Regions from separate parts of the Mus musculus genome. Here region 1 is linked to region 2. Evidence: chromatin loops called from intact Hi-C (ENCODE). Cell type or tissue: left cerebral cortex. All regions are shown on one strand. Each heading gives the region's core, and the rest is flanking DNA. Links, peaks and the distances in the headings are about the cores only.

Region 1 (5,708 bases), core at 539-5,538, 99 kb after region 2:
CCCAAAATTCCAGAGCCTCTCCAAATGACTGGAAAAGCTGATGGCTAAAGAGATTTCTTATATGCAACCAGCATATAGAGAATAAGATGAACGGCTGGTTCTGAAAAAGCATACAAGTGGGGGCAGGACAATGGACCTGCCCCAAGCAAACAGAAGACAGCAAAAGCCAAGAAACTGAAACACATAAAGATCCAGGTACGAAGTATAGCCCAATCATTGACAAAACCTCCTGGGTCTCAGCCCAAAGAAATAGACATCCATGAATCGCCTGATGAAGAATTCCAATGCATGCTGGAAGCAATGGAAGGAAAGAAAAGGTGGTGGGTGTGGGTGGCAGGAGCTAGGAGAGAGGAGAAAACATGGGTACACAGTTCCAGCTGCACAGATAAAAAGTTCCAGAGCTCTGTTATGCAGCAATGAGCATTTTTAGCAATCATAAGTATACTCCAATTATTAAGAGATTTAAAAATAGGTGGTATAAGAGTAGTTCAGAAAACCTAGGTACAGATGAAGAAAAATCAAAGACAATCACTAAGAAAAATTAAAAACCTCCCTTTCCTTATTATATCTAGCCACATCTCTTGATGTATGACAAGAGAAGATTTTATTTTTAACCCACACACTAAGCATGTGGCTACTGGGAAAATTCTTCCTCTCTACAGCAAAACTTCAGGTTTGTGAAATCTGAGCAACTCCATTTTAATTTTGTATATGCTCACACACACACACACACACACACACACACACACAATTTATGCTGAATTCTAAAACACATTTGCCATAAGCATTTTGGGTATGGGACATTTAATTTGTACAAATATTTTCAAAGCTATGACACCACTAACATAGATAGATAAAGTTTAAAGTTGATCATGCTAGTTTTTATCACTATCAACTGTAACATTGCAGGACTACTAAATTTTGTTGTCATGTGAGCCATGCCTACTCTAATATCCAGAAAACTTCCCGTAAAGCAATTTGTAATCTTAAGTAAAGGAAGTTGAAAATATTTTTGAGAAATAATTCTGCAAAGCATTATTTTCCACTTATTGCAAATAGAACAGAAAGCTTTGCAGGAACCCAAATGAAACCATAGCAACCAACTGAACCTATCCTGAGCGATCAGATCAAAAGAACACATAGTACACAACATGTCAACGCCTACTAGCAGCATAATCTTTCACCAGTTCCTTTGGATCCTTTTTCAGACGTGAAAAAAAAAAGCCCTCAACCAGTGATCAGTTCTGGTAAATTGTAAAATCCCCTTTTGCCAACAGCTACTGTGATTCTCTGGGAATTCTGACTTACTCACTTATGTTAAAATTCAAACTAGCATCCCTAAATTTAATTATTTTATTTTAGGCTATTTTATTATTTCCTAACACAATAAGAATGGATTCCACCCATTAAATCTTCAGAAATATAAAGATGAATTAACATCATAGGAATTTCTTGCTTAATAATATTTATAAGCATTTAAGCCCAAAGCCATAATAAATTACATCTTACTGTTTAGTTTCTCACCAGTGATCAGCCAGCTCACCAAAAGCTCTACAGATTAGGGTGAACATGCCTATAAACTACCAGCATCTGCTAAAATGAGATTAAGAAGGTAATGGTGACCTTTGTCTGGCATAGCTATTATGCAGGCAATAGTGTAAACTGATTCAAAGACTAAAATTCTCAACAAGAACACAGTTTATATATGTGACATAAAATGGATGTGGATTTTAGACATGACCAAGTTCTGGGAGACCAGGTATGGATAGCACTTTCTCCACAGGGTGAACTAGGAATACCATGAAAGTACCTAATTTATCATAAATGCTTATCTCTTGGTTGAAAATATTTGCCATATCTATCTGCTACTTTCAACAGCATAAAAATATAATAGATGATATGGAAGCAAACATACTATTGATTTAATAGAGAATATCCATTGTTTTCCATTGATTAGTTAGTCAAATTTACTATGCTTTTTTTTTTTTATCCTAGTGGTTAAACCCTTGGTCATGTTAAGCCAAGCTGTACCACCAACTTACATAAACCCTAGCCCAAATTATTACTGAACAAATGATTACAAAGTGATCTTACACTGAAAATTTAGTTTAAATCATTAAGTTTTGAATATATTTAAACTGGCTTTTCTCTTTTGGGAGAAGTGAAAATTTAGCTCTTAGATTTAGTCAGAATAATTATTATCTTTAAAAGCATTAAACACAGTTACTTTGCTTTATAAAAATGATAATGTGTCACTAATTTTAAATATTAATCTTTTAAAAGTCCTGATAAAAAACTAAGAGTTTACTCATGCAGCACGCCCCATTGCACACATAGATTATGTGTTTCATTATTAGTCAAGCTGTTGTTTTAAAAAGCTTTATTTCGGATTCTTAGTGTTTTGTTCTACAAAAATTAAACCTTAATGTTTTAATCTATTAAATGCAAAATAAAAAATGAAAAACCAAACCAAACTACTTGCATGTACTGTATGAGCTTATTTTATGTATAAAACTGAATTTTCTGATTGTCATGAATAAGGGGACAAGTTAAAGATATTAAACCCTGCAGTTTTCAAGGAGGCCAAGATGGACCTGTTGGGGTCCTTGGGCCAGGCACATATGGCCACGCCTGTCTTGTGCACTCATCTCCAAGGTGCCCCATCAGCACTTTTTCTATGGCTGCTACAGTACAAATGGATTGGGAAACACCATGGGCTCCATCACATCATAGTCACTAGAATGCCTGCAACAATATTCCAAGAATAGTTACATTTATAAAATGAGTAAGTCTGCTAATAAAATGTCTGGTTTTGTCAAGTCTGTATGTGTTTTGTTTTGTGTGTATTTAAAGAAAAGGGGTCATGTTATCAACATATTCTGGAATTGCATCTGGTGGCCGAGGAACAGGTCTTAGAATTGAAATACTACCTACTTTACTTCTCAGCAGAAACACATGGCAGATTGCTAAGAAGGTAACAGCTCAGAGAATCATAACTGAACCAAATTTCTGTCCGTTTTGAAATGTACCTGGAGGCTGGCAGAGAAGGCTCAGCAGATTAGAGCACATTGTGCTCTTGGAGAACCAGAGCTCAGCTCTCAGCACCCACGGCAGACGGTTCACGGCTCACAACTGCCTCTAATTTCAGTGTGGAGGGACCTTGAGCTCTCTATGGACTCTATTGATACTTGAGCTCACACGTGCAGATAAGCAAACAGATAAACACATATGTTCAAAATTTAAAGTATGTCTTTTTAAAATGTACTTGATACTGATTTCCATCTTTAATGTTCAATGGAATATGCCTTTAAATACATGTCTTAAAATAAGAAAGCAAAAATATCTTGGAATCAGCTTTAAAAACAAAACAACTCCCTCTATCTTCCATTTAACTCTACTATTGTTTTATAGATGTTTAAGTGAAGTGAAGGTTGAAGCCATGGACTATCTGTGAATAAAAATCATGACAATGATAAAAACTTGGAAAATGAAGTACCATTTCACAACAAAATACAAACCAAAACTAAAATGAGCTACTACTTCACATAAGTATATCTACATTTAATGACATACTGATGCTGACAAGGAAAAACTGCAACCTTCCTTCTTTGCTGCAGAGCTGCAACGGCATAATCACCGTGGAAAATTGTTTGTCAGGCCCTCAAAAAATTTTTTTCCTGCTAGGGAATGACTAGAGTCTCCTGTCTGCTGAGCACACATGCTATCAGTGAAGCATATACCCAAGACTCCCAAATTTTAAGAATATATCCAATACAAAACCAGATTTCTTCATAAAAATTGTATACACATTATTCATAATTGTTATATTTATAGCAACATTAATCACAGAGGCCAAAAAAAAGTGGGAACAACATAAATGTCTTTTAACTAGTAAATGAATAAACAAAATCAAGTTTTCTCACATACTGGAATATTTTCTCTGATACTATACATTAATAAAAAGAAATAAAATCTGATATATGACACAGACAAACACTGAAAACATCATGCTTTGGGAAAGATGTCACATATTATTTGATTTCATGCATATGAAATGCTAGGGATGTAAAAATCTACAGAGACAAAAGTAGATTAGTGGTTGCCTAGGGCTGAGAAAGCTAGGAAGGCATGAAAAGTTAAAATGCTCTAAATTAGGCAGCACAGCTTTGTGAGTCTAAATGTCTCCACTGTGCACTGAATGGGCAGATGCCTCTGGACATACATCTGCCCACAGCGTTAGAAAGACCTTCCAACTGTTAATACACGGAGTAGTGCCTGACCGCCAAGGCGAGATGCTTCAGAGCCCTCCGGATGAGTCAAGGCCTTCTGCGTTGGTTAGGGAGACCGAATGAGAGCAAGAAAAGCTACTGGCTCAATTATTGCCCTCTAACTGGAAACTTCAGCAAGTCATCTTTTATGTTTGTTGATGAGAAAAGAGGATCTAGAAGAAGTAAAATGGGGCAGGAGTGGTGAAACGTTTCTCTGATCTTAGTAAATAGGAGAACCCAGGCCTGGTATTCTCCTCCTCCATTCTCTCCCGCTACTCTACGCACTTAATACTAATTTGCTACCTGAAAATGATAAATGCAGGGAAGAGGCCCAACTGAAGAAGGCTAACAGCAGAGGGGCCACATGGCATCTCCCACTACCTCCATGTCACAGGCACGGCTACCAGCACCGGACAAGTCTCCTCAAACAAAGACCATGCAGATTCTCAAATACTGCCTGTCTCCCATCTCTCTGCTGCCCCACGGCTACCACCAAAGCTCCTTCTGACTAAGCGTTCAAGTAACTTGTTAAGTTCATATCCTCACAATCCTCATATATTTGGGACACACTGACTTTCAGTTTTTGCCTAAGATTACAATTGTCTTCTTTTTCCTGAATATAAAATGATATACATGTAGTTTGTAAAAAACAAAAATCAATAAATTTAAAAGGTACAAAAGAAAAAAACCATCTCTAAGTTCAATACTCAGATAAGCCCTGAACATTTTAGTGATCATTCTTTCAGACAACTCTCTACTTACATATGCACCACAGATACATAATTTTACATAAGTAGTATGTGCCATACATACTGTTCTGTATAATTTTATTCTTCAGATTAACATAGGCTATATATATGTGCTTCAGAATTTATCAAATAAGAAGTGCAATGTATTTTAAAAGAAAATATAATCTGTCCAAACATGCTTTTTTTGGTTTTAACATTCTTGTTTGTTTTCTATTATTTAAAAATTTCCCCAATAATTGCTATCTTGGCACATGAGTTTAAGTGTCCTCTGGCACATGTCCAAATCTGTCCCAGGAATATCTGAATCCAAGTTTTAGGAGTTATCAAGACTCCTGCACATATGACATCGTGTTCTTTTCCTAATTTAGAGAAGCTAAAATGACTCAGATTAACAGAAATATTTCTGGAGTTGCCAAATTTGGAGCTAACGCATCTTCTCTAGGCAAATCTATAAGTTATTAAGAAACCCTTTTAAAAATCTCCATAGTCAAAGGAAAATTGCTTACTAAATTAATTTTCTAGACCCCGGCCTTCATTTCCAGCAAGGCTGGGTTGCACGTGCAGCATTCCCCACACCTACGCTAACTCTGGTAAACTTAGTTACTGCCACCCATTCCACTCAAGGTTCTTATTGCTCTAATTTCACTTCAAATGTAAGGTTTCTATGAGAAACTTTCAGTGGCTTCCATTT
Region 2 (5,708 bases), core at 324-5,323:
TTGACTACAAAATCTTTTTTTGATGTCACTGCTGCCAGATACAAACCCAATTAGCCACAGAGCTAACTCGGATGCATCCTGGGAACATGGAACTACCACGTTCTACAGCTAATCAGACCCATGGAAGGATGACACATCTGGATGTCATCAGGAAGGGGTTTCTGGGGACATCAGGGACTGCTTGCTCTCAGAGTCTCCTCCTACCATTATGGGTGAATTACAAGGCTCCAGAGCACTAAGAATCAGAGACCAGCTCCTGTCTGCTCAAGGCCTCTGGTCGCAGAATATCACTGTTTTATTCAAAGATTTTTTTTTTTTAATAAAAACTTGCTGAGGCCTTACTTCCAGCAGAGTTTCTCAGTCTCTCCATAGCTCCCTCCCACAGGTCTCCATGAGCTACCTGACTGATCTGACATCTCACATGAGTGCTCTCTCTCAAAGACCAAGGAATCCTTCTTTGTGACTCTCCTGAGACACAAAGTCATTTCAAGGCTTAGAGGGATATTCTGGTCCACCCTGCCTTGGTTTGAACTATTATCATTGACAGAAGTCCCTAACAGGCTGGGCATGGGGATATATGTCACCAAAAAGAGCAAATGCAGAAGGAAGCAGTACCTGAGCTTTGACTGGCCAATATAAAGGGATGGGGCGGTCATCAGTCATAGTGACCTGCAGTGCTGTCTGGGAGAGCCACTGGAGTTGCTGGGCACCCGGTGTATCATAATAAAAGCCCTACTTAGAAGTAACTATCAAAGTAGAGCATTTAGGCTTGAGTCAAAATGCTCCCCTCCCCTCCTCCAAATATCACACAGAAAGCTGGCAGGGGCTCTTTGCTACTCTGATTGGTGGCCTTGCCATAGATATCGACTCACATAGCACATTAATCCTTGCTGCTATTCTGGTGTGGGTGTGAGTGGCAGGGGCCTGTGCAAGACCTGGAGGCTTATAATCTCCCTCCCCACCAAATATGGGCCTTATCCTCTTTTAACAATGTAGCAGATGCTGTAGTGGTCTAAGCATGGTGGCTCTATCAGGCAGATAGCACTCCGAAAGAAGTGTGGTTGACTTGAGTGCGAAGACTCCATGCTGTGGTCATAGCACTTGGGAGGGTGAGGCAGGAGGGTTCACAGGGCTTTGTAAGGCTGACAGAGGGTTGAGGGTAACGGTGGGTCACAGGGAAGTCTGGAGAGAGAGCCTCGGGCCTTGGCCACAGTCAGGTGCAGTTACTCCAGACTCCCAGGCCAGTGTGAATCACTCTTAACTGCTGTGGTTGCTGTCTGCAGTGGTCCCTCCTGCCTCCTGTCAGGCCACACCTGTGTCTCCTCACTCACAATCAGGTGCCCCTCAGTGGCCTGAATACCAGAGTGGCTTCTGCAAGAAAAATGAGACAGAGAAGCAGACAGAGGTCAACAGGCTGAGATGACTTTGTGGGAGCAGCAAGGGATCCCTACTCCCTCCCACCCGCATGAAAGCTGAGTATATTCAGAGGGCTGGGGGAATATGTGCGTATACATGGGGGATATGTGCATGCATATACATGGGTAGCTACCAGAAGTTACAGCTCTGTGTAGGTGTGTGTGTGTGTGTGTGTGTGTGGAGGGGGTTGACTGGGAGCAAGGTAGTTTGTTGTTTGTTTGATTGCTTGTTTTAGATAATTGGACATATTATATCTGTAGGTGGAATACAGTGGTCAGGCTAAACCATTCTTTATGGCTATGGGCTATGCCCAGTACAACCTGACTCACTTCATCATGACTTGAGTCTATTACCCAACGGCTTCTACCACCTTCCAATGGAAACTATCCAACAGCTTATCGCCCAGTGGTTATTGTTGTGTTTATAAAAAGATAAAGAGAGGGGAGAGATGTTCTATGGAGGTGTGGTCAGGCATGGGGGAAGGGAGTACCTTGGTGGGTCCATGCTGAGGCATCCCTTCCCCATGAGGGACCAGCCACATGACAACGGTATAGTATAGAATAGAGTTTATTCAGGGCATGGGAGGGGAGTTAAGAGGGTAGTAGAGGCAGAAAGGCAGAGAGAGAGAGAGAGAGAGAGAGAGAGAGAGAGAGAGAGAGAGAGAGAAAGAAGAAGAAGAAGAAGAAGAAGACGAAGAAGAAGAAAAAGAAGAAGAAGAAGAAGAAGAAGAAGAAGAAGAAGAAGAAGAAGAAGAAGAAGAAGAAGAAGAGGAGGAGGAGGAGGAGGAAGAGGAGGAGGAGGAGGAGGAGGAGGAGGAGGAGGAGGAGGGGGAGGAGGGAGGGAGGGAAGGGGGAGGAGAGCCATGAGCACATGGAGAGAGAGGGGGATGGGAAGCAGAGAAAGAGCAAGAGAGGAGCAAGAGAACAAGAGTGAGGGCAAGCAGCCCCTTTTATAGTGGGTCAGGCCTACCTGGCAACAGTGGGGTGGAGCTTAGACAGAATGCTAACAGTTATAGTGAAGGTTGAACAAGGTGTTGTCACAACCTTCCAAGATTTTTCTTTCTGGCCCATAGCCACTCTCTTGGTCCAAGCCTAGCGTGCCAAGTGGGGAACATCTGAGCTTGACACTCCTCTTAATCCTTCCGGAGTATCTGCCTATCTCTCCTGCAAACCTCCATGGGGGAAGGAGAGCACAAGAAACAGTCAGACCAACTGTTGTTGCTCTAGAGAAAGCTTAGGGCCGAGGGTGTAAGAGTGTAACATTAGCTCCAGCCTCTTCTTCTCATCCCTTGGCAGGCATCCTACCGGGACATTACGAGTCCCAAGCTAGCAGACCTGTGTGTCCCGACATCTCACCTAGGAAGTGGGTATACATTAAAGGGGTGCCACATCATGTTCCCTGACCCCTTTCCTTGCTCCCTGCCTTGGAATCAGGGAGCCTGAATCCAGGCTTCTGCAGGGAACCTCCTCCACCCTCAAAAGGTCTATGAAGAGGCTCCTTCTTTTTTTACTGGGGCTCTGATTCTCTTCAGAAACTCCATCACGAGCGCTCTCTCTGGTGCTAGAGCCTGATCTACCCTCTCAGGTTCTGCCATGCTGATGTCCCACCCCCATCTCTCTCTGTAGATGACATTAACATGTCCTTAGTCGCCGTGTTCTCCAGAACCACTGCATCTAGAACCTAACAGAGCTAGTTAGTGCCACAATAGGGAAGACCAGCTTGAAAACGGTTAGGAAAAAAATGGCAGGCACCTATCAGATGAATCTCATCTTAGGGGGTCTAAGGCTGCTTGAAAGCAGGTAGGCAGCTTTGAGCTGTGAGCGCCCCTCACATGCACTTTGGAGCAGCAGACGCTAAGCCAGCTCTTCCCCAGTAAGGTAGGAAGAAAACGAGGGGGCTGAGTTTGGGAGAGTTCTGAAAATTCTAACAAGCCTTCTTTGTTTATCTTCTCTAGGCTTCCGCAGCCGGTCTGCATGTAGTTGGGATAAATTCAGCCCAGGAGGAAAATCAGCGCTGCCTCCCCCTCTCTCCTCCCATTTTAGGTGAGAGGAGGAGGTGCCGTGGGGGTAGAGAAAGATCTGGAGAGCTCGCCAGCTGGTAAGGCTGCTGGGCTCAACCGAGCCTGCTTGCTCCGCCCCCACAGAGCAGGGCCAGAGCAGGAACACACAGAGGCACCCCTTTCCTTCACCCCCACCCCCACCTGGGGGTGGGAGCAGGTAGCCGGGACACCTTGTGATCCAAGGCTCCCACAGCTTGCATGGCCCAAGCAGAACCCTGCAATGAGCCTGGAGCAGGCAAGGCAGCTTCTAGGTGTTGGCGTTCGGCATCACTGTAGAGAAGGACCCAGTAAGAAACAAGGTCCTTTTTGGGAAGGATGATATAGAAACAGTTCTCTCTCTCCCCACCAAACACAGAGCTTAGACACTGGATTGTGGAGGAATTGCTGTGTGAGTCAATTGTTGTTGTGTCCGGCCAGCAGATCATAGGTCTGGGTTCTAGCCTGGAAAGGCATTTTGGAAACCTGGAAGAGAAGAAGGGCTGGGTTGCGCGAGATAAGGAAGGAACCAAGACAAAGCTCTCTGCTCAAGGTTCAATTTTTACTATTCTGGCACTCCGTTATGAAGGAAGGGGGAGGGACCGGATTCCCGCCAAATAATCTTGGAGTCCAGTAGCAGGGTGACCACGTGTATGGCTCAAAACATCAAAGCGGCAGGTTCCAGCAGTGGGCGTGGCAGAACGATTGAGCGGGAAGCTCCACCCCTGAGCAAGCAGGTTTCAGGCTGGGGGAGGGGAGACTACAAATTGTGAGGGTAGGGTGTCAGTAAATGGGGATGGGATACCTTGGGAATGGGGATCATATCGGGTCTTGGGTATGTAGGGGAGTCCAGGAAAACTGAGGTCAATGGGGCCTAAGGACTCAGGGATGACAAAATGTACGCCTCGCCTCTTGGGGCATCAGAAGAAAATAGGAAGCCCTGGCCACTGCTTACCACAGCCTTGTGAACTCTGGGTGTAAACCACAGCCCTTCTGAGCTCCTAGGCCCTGGGTTGGTTCTGGCATCCCGAGAGCTGCTCAGGGCCACAGGAACTGCTCGAGTGGGCGCAGGGCAGACTTGAGCGGACTGTTTTGTCTCGTGATGCTGCTACTGCTATAGAAGTGAGGTACTTGATCTCGACTTTTGTTTTTTAGGTGCCACCCCAGAGGGTGTCCCATCTGAGCCAGGCGAACATCACCGAGTCTTATTTTGGAGTCTTTAATCTTTACTTTGAACCACAGGTTGAACTCTGAGGTGCCTACAGTGATGAGTTTCTGACTGGCAGTTAGCAGACATCTTTTCAGGATGCAAATCCCACTCCCTAAGCACACGAGCTTTCACTTTCTTTGCCAGAGAGCTTTCCCCAGTGTCCTGTAGACAGGTCTCGGGACCTCCATACCTCCTGGTTCCCCGGGTTAGGCAGAATCATGCTTGAAAGCGTCTCTCCTTCAGGCGCTGTGGTTATTAAGTACGTTTACGGACTCCTGTGTATCATTAAGTCTCTTGGTAGCTGCAGATGACTGGTTCCAGGACCTCTCCCTCCCTTGGATACCAAAATGGCGGTTGTATAAAACTACGCACACTCCAGTGTTGTTTAAATCTTCTGACCTTCATATGATACCCACTACAAGTGTCATGTGAACAGCTGGCATACTGCCTTGTTCATTATGGGAGAAAAAGCCCATACTGGTTCGGTACAAAGGTAACACAAAGGCCAATTTCACCGTCCGTGAATGCAAGTCCATATGGATAAGTTTCAACCAATGGGCACTGGTGCGGCTCGGGCATGTGAAACACTGAAAGGCTCCAACAGTGAAGCCTTGGCTTTGTTTCATCCGTAAGGATTCTTCATAGTCCTTGGTGAATCGCTAATTCGAGTTTTGCTTTTTTTTTTTGAAAGGTCTAGAAGTTTCCCTTCTGCATATACGGAATCAATCCATGGTTGGTAGGGCCAGTGCACTTGGACGCTCGAGTGTGTATCTGAGTAAGGACTGCATAGATGCTACCTCAGGAGCAAGAGGGTAGATCCGTAAAGACAGAGCTGGGGACCTATAGACCATGCAGATTGAAGTGTCCTGCAACCAGCTTTGCCAGCTGTGAGCTGTACATGTCAAGAGGCCGAGACCATCAGAGCGATCGAGCTCAGCTGATTACAGATGTGTTTTATTATTGTATGCTAAAACTCTGGCTATATTAGTGTTAATTACTATTAAAAACTGTGGCCCTGGGTCTTTCCTGTAGGCTGAACCATGCAGA

The links. Peaks named below come from ENCODE experiments on the same cell type or tissue, not always from the same donor. Only the 100,000 strongest peaks of a DNase experiment are listed, where the experiment ranks them.
Region 1: it touches region 2 in a loop (4-fold over the local background); 3 of 42 quality-filtered maps call a loop at or near these places.

What each region holds. Positions count from the first base shown.
Region 1 is chr2:73,692,107-73,697,814 of GRCm38, forward strand. The region is part of intron 5 of Chn1 (chimerin 1); the gene reads right to left. Among named protein-coding and RNA genes, the nearest start is that of Chn1, 80 kb to the right of the region's middle. In left cerebral cortex, for the core only: no CTCF peak of the experiment used is centred there; DNase peaks (open chromatin) are centred at 1,137, 3,031, 4,291, 4,654 and 1 more place; H3K27ac peaks cover 3,148 bases.
Region 2 is chr2:73,593,507-73,599,214 of GRCm38, forward strand. Chn1os3 (chimerin 1, opposite strand 3) reads left to right here and starts at 3,020. Exons shown (of 4, transcript NR_040623.1): 1 at 3,020-3,513. In left cerebral cortex, for the core only: no CTCF peak of the experiment used is centred there; DNase peaks (open chromatin) are centred at 2,719, 3,429 and 4,301; H3K27ac peaks cover 4,658 bases.